Regions from separate parts of the Homo sapiens genome. Here region 2 is linked to region 1. Evidence: read pairs that join two places in POLR2A ChIA-PET (ENCODE). Cell type or tissue: GM12878. All regions are shown on one strand. Region 1 overlaps COPG2 (coat protein complex I subunit gamma 2). Region 2 overlaps KLHDC10 (kelch domain containing 10).

Region 1 (4,000 bases):
TTCCCACAAACTTTTTGAAGAACCCTCATAAGGCTGTTATGACATTCTTGTACAGTCTTTTTTGTGGCCATATATGTATTCATTTTCCTTGAGTAAATACCTAGAAGGGGTATTACTGGTCACAGGGCAGGTATATAATTAACTTTATAAGAAACTGCCAAAACTTTTCTACGGTGGTTGTATCATTCTACATTCCTATCTACAGTGTATGGGAGTTTCAATTGTTCCAAATGTTCGATATTGGAATAGGCTTTTTTATTTTGGTATTGTCAAGCTTTTTTGTTGTAACCATTCTAGTGGGTATGCTGTACCTCATTAAGATTTTTTTTTTTTTTTTTCGAGACGAAGTCTCACTCGGTCGCCCAGGCTGGAGTGCAGTGGCATGATCTCGGCTCACCACAACCTCCGCCTCCCGGGTTCAAGCAATTCTCCTGCCTCAGCCTCCTGAGTAGCTGGGACTACAGATGCCTGCCACCACGCCCAGCTAATTTTTTGTATTTTTAGTAGAGACAGGGTTTCACCGTGTTAGCCAGGACGGTCTCGATCTCCTGACCTCATGATCCACCCACCTCGGCCTCCCAAAGTGCTGGGATTACACGCGTGAGCCACCGTGCCCAGCCTATCTCACTAAGATTTTAATTTGCATTTCCCTGATGACTAATAATGTTAAGAACATTGTGCTTATTGGCCATTTGCATATATTCTTTTGTGAAGTATGTGCCTTCAGATTTTTTTAATCTCCATGGTTTCTTGCCAAGCCAACAAATTTTCTATGCATACAGAAAGGTCATCTATAATATTAGTTTTCTATTCCTGCTGTAACAAATTACCACAATTAGTGGCTTAAAACAACATGAATTTATTATTTTCAGTTCTGTAGATTAGAAGTCCAACATAAGTCTCACTGGGCTAAAATCACTGTGTCATTAGGGCTATGTCCATTTCACAAGCAAAATACATTCATTCACCCCCTTCCAAGATCCCCCCAAAGTCTCAACACACTGCAGCATCAATTCAAAGTCCAAAATCTCATCTAAATCTCATGGACTCAAAAATCTCAATCTTATTATCAAAATCTAAATTTGGTGTGGGTGAGACTCTTGGTATAATCCATCCTGAGGCAAAATTCCTCTCCATCTTCGGACCTACGGAATTAGAAAAGAAATCCCCTGCTCCCAAAATACAAGGACGGGACTGCCGTAGGATATAGTTACAGATATTCCCATTCAAAATGAAAGAAAGTGAAAGGGAAGACATCATTGGTCCCAAGCAATTCTGAAATCCAGTTAGGCAACCTGGAATAGGTCTCTGCACGGGCAGAATTCTGTAAAGTTCTCAGTTCCACCCTACAGGACTGCCCTTTTGCCCTCAGAGTCTTCCTTCCTTTTTCATAAAGGGTAACCAGCGTGTATTTAAAGCTGAGTAGTTTCATCGGCTTGTTTCCTGCCTATAGAATTTGGGGCTCTGATAGCCTTCTTTCACTTCATCCTCTCATTTCTTTTCTAATTCCATAGGTCCACAGATGAAGAGGAATTTTGCCTCCTCTTTGAGTCTTTCACTTCATCCTCTCTCTCTAGCTCTGAGTTGCTGCTGACGTAGAATTCTCAAAAACCTTGTGGGTCTACTGTATAAGTACAGAGACTCACTCCATTAGACAAGAGGCTCCTCCACAGATCTTGCCTAGATAATCCCATCTCTATTTCTGGCTTCTACTTAGATGCTAAGGGAATCTATGAGTCACACCCCTTGATCTCTTCAGTGTTTTGTGTGAGTGAATGCTCTGACCTTTTCATCTTTCTGAGGTTTCAGCAAAAGGTTGTGCAGTGACTCCTTTGGCTTTTTCTTTAGAGCACGTTTTCCTGACCGTGAAACTCCTGACTTTAGCACCCTTAGCCACTTGGGTAGACTAAGAATTTCCAAAATCATCAAGCCCTGGTTCCTTTTTGTTTAACAGGTCTCTTCTTGACTTATTTCTCTACTTTCAATTTTACTATTAGTGGCAAAAAGAAACTAGGCCATAACTAGGCCATAACTTCAACACTTTGCTTGGAAATCTCTTCAGTTAAACATCCAAGTTCACTGTTTGTAAGTCCTCCTTTCCATGTAATTGCAGTATACAAGCCTGATGAGCTTTCTGCCACTATAACAGGGATCCCTTTTCCTCTAATTCCCAACATTTTCCTCTGAGCCAGCACCTTTAATGCATTTCCACCATCTGTTCACAATGATTTAGGTATTCTCTAAGATGATAAATGTTTTCTCTATCCTGCTGCTCACTTTTTTCTAAGTCTAATAGAGTCATTAACATCCATATTTCTATTGTCATGGCAATCTAGGCGTTTTCTATCTTGCACCTCAAAATTCTTCCAGATGTGCTCACTGCATAATTCCAAAGCTACTTCCACATTTTTAGGTATTTGTTACGGCAGCACCCCACTTCCAGGTACCAAAATCTGCATTAGTCTTCTATTGCTGCTGTAACAAAGTACCACAAACTTAGAGGAAAATACAACATTCATTTCTTTATCTTACAGTTATAAAAGTTAGAAGTCCAACACTTGTCTCACTGGGCTAAAATCAAGATATCGGTAGGGCTACAGTCCTTTCCGGAGGCTAGAAGGGTGAATCCTTGCTTTTTCCAGTCTCTAGAGGTTACCACATTCCTTGACTCATGGCCCTCTTCCCCCATCTCCAAATCCAGCAACACTGCATCTCTGACCTTGTTTCCATCATCACATCTCTTACTGACGCCTCTTCTGCATCCCACTTCCATTTTTAAGAAGTGTAGTCCTTAAAGGGCCCACCTGAATGATCCAAAATAATCTCCCTATCTGCTGTTTTGCAATCTTAATTCCCTTTTGCCATGTAATGTACATATTCACAGGTCCTAGGAATTGGGACGTGGACATCTTTGGGTCACTATTATCCTGCCTACCACAACTACTAATCACTTAAAATGAACTATTAATAGAAATACACCATAATTCAAGGTAGCCTAGCAAAACTCAGAGGCAAGTATTGACAGCGCTAAAAGAAACAAACAAAAAACTCTCAGTCAACAACTAATTTATTTTAAAATTTTCAAAATATTAGTGAATCTAGCAATCTAACTGAAGGTTTTCTGGGTTTTTTTGTTCATTTGTTTGTTTTTTTACTTGTGGTAGACACCATTAGTTAACTAATCCGACATCCATTTTCAACCCCTTCTCCCTTTTCTGTCCCTAATACTTGGGCTATAAAATACTAAATACTCACTTTCCTGGCTTCCTAAGGATAGTCATATAACACAGTTGTGCCAAGTGAAATCTAAAAATTGCCTTGGGAAAAGATATTAGATTCCTGATGAAAGAGGCAGATGGTGTGGCCTTCCCTGGCTTCCTTCCCAGGACCCCTCTAGCCTTGAATATGGTACATTGCCAGTAATTTGGGCATCTATTTTGCAACAATGGAGAATGTCCAAAGAATTCAAGAGACACTACCCTGACACTGCTGAATGACTGAGCCAACACCAGCTACTCCAAGCCTCTAGACTTACGATTATATGAGAAAAAATAAACTCCCATCTTGTTTATGTCACTGTTTACATCTGCTTTTCTGTTATTTTCAGCTGAAAGCTTTCCTAATTGAAACTACATTCCATACTACTACTGGTTAAACACAAGCACCCTCCTCTACAATTTATTATGTTATACAAAACCAGATTCACTTCAATGAGTTATAGTAATTAAAAAGGCAACTATTTTAAAAATAATGTTCATTACACACTTAGAACTATAAATTATATATACTTATTCTAGGACATTTGCAAATTATAAAAAGTTTAAAAGAAAATAAATATCAGCCACAATCCCAACTATCCAGAGATAAGTCTGTATAACTTCTATCCACATTTTTTATATATATACATAAAATGTTTTTTTTTTCTGAGACTGAGTCTCGCTCTGTCACCCAGGCTGGAGTGCAGTGGCACGATCTCGGCTCACCGCAATCTCCACCTCCC
Region 2 (4,000 bases), 540 kb before region 1:
AGAGTTAAAGTTGGCATTAATAACAGATGATCTGATTGTCTACCTATAAAATTCAAGATAATTCATGATAACTAATACTAGAGTTCAGAAAATTGGCTGGACAAAATTTAAACTTGCAAAAAACCACCTTCCTATATATTAACAGCAACCAATTACAAAATAAAAGAGGTATCTAGTTACAATTGTATGGAAATTTATAAAGTACTTAGAAATAAAAAAACAATAAAACAATGAAACTTGATGAAATACAAAACTAGCTGGGCGACCAGGTGCCATGGTTCACGCCTGTAATCCCAGCGCTTTGGGAGGCCGAGGTGGGCGGTTCACGTGGGGTCAAGAATTCAAGACCAGCCTGGCCAACATGACGAAACCCAGTCTTTACTAAAAATACAAAAATTAGCCGGGCGTCGTGGTGCACGCCTGTAATCCCAGCTACTCGGGAGGCTGAGGCGGGAGAATTGCTCGAACCCAGGAGGCAGAGGTTGCAGTGAGCCAAGATCGCGTCACTGCACTCTAGCCTGGGCGACAGAGTGGGACTCCGTCTCAAAAAAAAAAAAAAAAAAAAAAAAGAGCCGGACGCGGTGGCCCGTACCGTAGTCCCAGCTACTCTGGAGGCTGAGGGTGGAGAATGGCTGGAACCCGGGAGGCGGAGGTTGCAGTGAGGTGAGACCGCGCCACTGCACCCCAGCCTGGGGGACAGAGCAAGACTCCGTCTCCAAACAAAACAAAACAAAAAACCCTTCCCCGGGAAAAAAAAAACAAAAAACAAAACAAAAAAAAACTAGCTGGTTGAGGTCGTGTGCGCCTGGAGTCCCAGCTACTCCAGACGCTGAGGTGGGAGAATCGCCTGAACCCGGAGGCGGAAGTTGCAGTGAGCCGAAATCGCGCCACTGTACACCAGCCTGGGCGACAGAGCGAGACTTGTCTCAAAAAAAAAGAAAAAAGAAACTATACTCATGGACATCAAAAAAGACAAGAATAAATGGCTAGGGATTATGTTCCTTAATGGGTTATCCCAGATAAAATCCTCAAGGGACTTTTTAAAAATAGAATTTTAATTGCCATAGAACTTCCGGTTTAATTGCAAAAATTGCAAAAATGGTAGAAATTCTCCTGTATCCTGGCCGGGCACGGTGGCTCACGCCTGTAATCCCAGCACTGTGGGAGGCCGAGGCAGGTGGATCGCTTAAACTCAGGAGTTAGCCGCCTCAAGACCAGCCTGGGCAACGAGACGAAACGCCGTCTCTACCAAATATCCAAAAAAAAAAAAAAAAAGCTGGGCGTGGTGGTGCGCGCCTGTGGTCCCAGCACTCATCAGGATGCTGAGGTGGAAGGATCGCTTGAGCTCGGGAGGTGGAGGTTGCAATGAGCCAAGATTGAGTCATTGCACTCCAGCCTGGGCGACAGAGCGAGACCCCATCTCAAACAAAAAAAAAAAAAAAGAAAGAAAAGGGAAAAAAATGTCTCCTGTATCCTTTACCCAGATTCCCCAAATGTTATTTTGTCTTTTACTTTATCCTGCTCCCTCTCCTCTCTCCCTTCCCCCCTTTATACACAATACGCACATACATATTTTTCTGTTTCAACCATTTGAAAATTGCAGACATGATGTCTTGCTCTCTCTCTCTTTTTTTGAGACAGGCTGTCACCCTGTCGCCCAGGCTGGAGTGCAACAGCGCCATCTCAGCTCACTGCAGCCTCCGCCTCCGGGGTCTAAGTGATTCTTCCGCCTCAGCCTCCTGAGTAGCTGGGACTGCAGGTGTGCGCCACCACACCCTGTATTTTTTTAGTAGGGTCAGGGTTTCACCGTGTTGACCAGGCTGGTCTCGAACTCCTAATCTCAAGTGATCCACCCGCCTTGGCCTCCCACAGTGCTGGGATTACAGATGTGAGCCACTGAGCCCAGCAGGTCTCTTTTTTTTTTTTTTAATTTTTTAAAATTTAATTTTTTTTAGAGATGAAGTTTTGTTCTGTCACCCAGGCTGAAGTGCAGGGGTGCAATCATAGCTTACTGCACTCAAGCGATCCTCCAGCCCACCTCAGCCACCCACGTAGCTGGGACTACAGGAATGTGCCACCATGCCTGGCTAATTTTTTTTGGCAGGGTCGGTACAGATAGGGTTTCACTATTTTGCCATATCTCTTTATGTCTGTGTACCAAAGTGTTTGCTCCTGAAAAACAGACATTCTCTTCCATAACTGCAGAACCTGTATCAAAATTAGGCATCAACACTGATTATTAACCCTATAAATAATGGGTACAATTAATACTACTATATAAGTTACAGACCTTGTTTCAGATTTTGCCATTATTATTTTGCCACTATCCTAATAATGTTCTTTTTGTTTGTTTGTTTTGAGACGGAGTCTCACTCTGTTGCCCAGGCTGGAGTGCAGTGGTGCAATCTCAGCTCATTGCAACTTCCACCTCTCAGTTTCAAGCGATTCTCATGCCTCAGCCTCCCGAGTAGCTGGGATCACAGGTGCCCACCACCACGCGTGGCTAATTTTTGTATTTTTAGTAGAGATAGGGTTTCACCATGTTAGTCAGGCTGGTCTCAAACTCCTGACCTCAGGCAATCTGCCCGCCTCAGCCTCCCATAGTGCTGGGATTACAGGCATGACCCACCGTGCTGGGCCAATAATGTTCTTTAATAGCAGTAGAAAATCTGAGATTGTGTGTTACATTCTGTTGTCATGTATCTTTAGCCTCCTTCAGTGTTGAACAGTTTCTCAGCGTTTGTCTTTTTGACATTGATATTTTTGAACAGTTGCAGGCTAGGTATATTGTAAAACGTCCCTTTGTTTGGGTTTCTCCCCATTTTCTCATAGTTACATTCAGCTTATATATTTTTGGCAGGACTACCACTGAAATAATATTGTGATCATCTCATTGCACATGATGTTGATTGATTTGTCCCATTACTGGTGATGTTAATTTTGATCACCTGGATAAGATGCTGTCTGTCCATGGGACTTTTTATAGACTTAACAAACTCATTCTAAAATTCATTGCAAAAGTAAATGGAGAAAAATAACTAGAAGTTTTTGGGAAAAAGTAATACAAAAGGGAATTTGTTCTAAATATTGAAAGATAGTTCAAAGCTATAATAATTAAAACAATGTGGTAATGAGGGCCAGGCATGGTGACTAACACCTGTAATCCCAGCACTTTGGGAGGCCCTGTGGTAGGAGATGCTTATATAACCAACAAGTAATATTGTGGGCTGGTGTGAATGGATTGCTTTGGTCTGAGCAACTTGGGCTCTGGGAGTAGTAAAAAGTTGTACCTGCCTTTTGGGGGATATGGGAGAGCTAACTGGATCAAACTTCCTTGGCTTTCCTTGAGGCTTCTAGGTCCAACAGAAGACCTGTCTTTTGTGGTAGAGGTAATTGTGGCCTTTACATTTGGAAAGAAGTAACCAGTTAAATTGATTAATCATTTAGGCTGTTCGATATTTATAACTAATGAATACTTTTAATAATAAGTTTTTTTTTAAAATGGCCTCACCACAAATGTTCATTAGCACATCTGTAGGTGGCTACATCTTGTAAGTAATAGACTTACTAAGCAGTAAATGTTATGTACTACTTTATTTACAAGCTTTTGTATTTAAGCTTCTGTGATGTTCTTTTATATATTTACATATTGTTTATATATATTTACATTCATATATTCTTAAAGAGCAATAAATTTTGTGTCCAAGGGGATTAGACCTGAATATTGGGATTTTCCTAATTCTACTCTAGAACATGTCGATTTAGTATATGGTAAAGGTGGCATTTCAAATAAGTATAGGAGGGGTGGCTTTCTTTAAGTGGTTTGGGGACAGTAGCCTGTTTATTTTGGGAGGAAAAATTAGAGCCCTACCTTATACAACACACAAAAATATAAATTCTGATGTATTCGAATTCTGAATATAAAAAATCAAAACATGAAATTATTCGAAACAAATGACAATATCTTAATCATTTTATAATAATGCAGAGGTGAATGAAA

What was found. Peaks named below come from ENCODE experiments on the same cell type or tissue, not always from the same donor. Only the 100,000 strongest peaks of a DNase experiment are listed, where the experiment ranks them.
Region 2: POLR2A ChIA-PET joins it to region 1 with 6 read pairs; 2 of 35 experiments call an interaction of 5 or more read pairs at or near these places.

Annotation. Positions count from the first base shown.
Region 1 is chr7:130,647,410-130,651,409 of GRCh38, forward strand. The region is part of intron 5 of COPG2 (coat protein complex I subunit gamma 2); the gene reads right to left. Among named protein-coding and RNA genes, the nearest start is that of COPG2, 19 kb to the right of the region's middle. In GM12878, no CTCF peak of the experiment used is centred here; a DNase peak (open chromatin) is centred at 1,852; H3K27ac peaks cover 963 bases.
Region 2 is chr7:130,107,299-130,111,298 of GRCh38, forward strand. The region is part of intron 2 of KLHDC10 (kelch domain containing 10); the gene reads left to right. Among named protein-coding and RNA genes, the nearest start is that of LINC03008, 32 kb to the right of the region's middle. In GM12878, no CTCF peak of the experiment used is centred here; no DNase peak of the experiment used is centred here.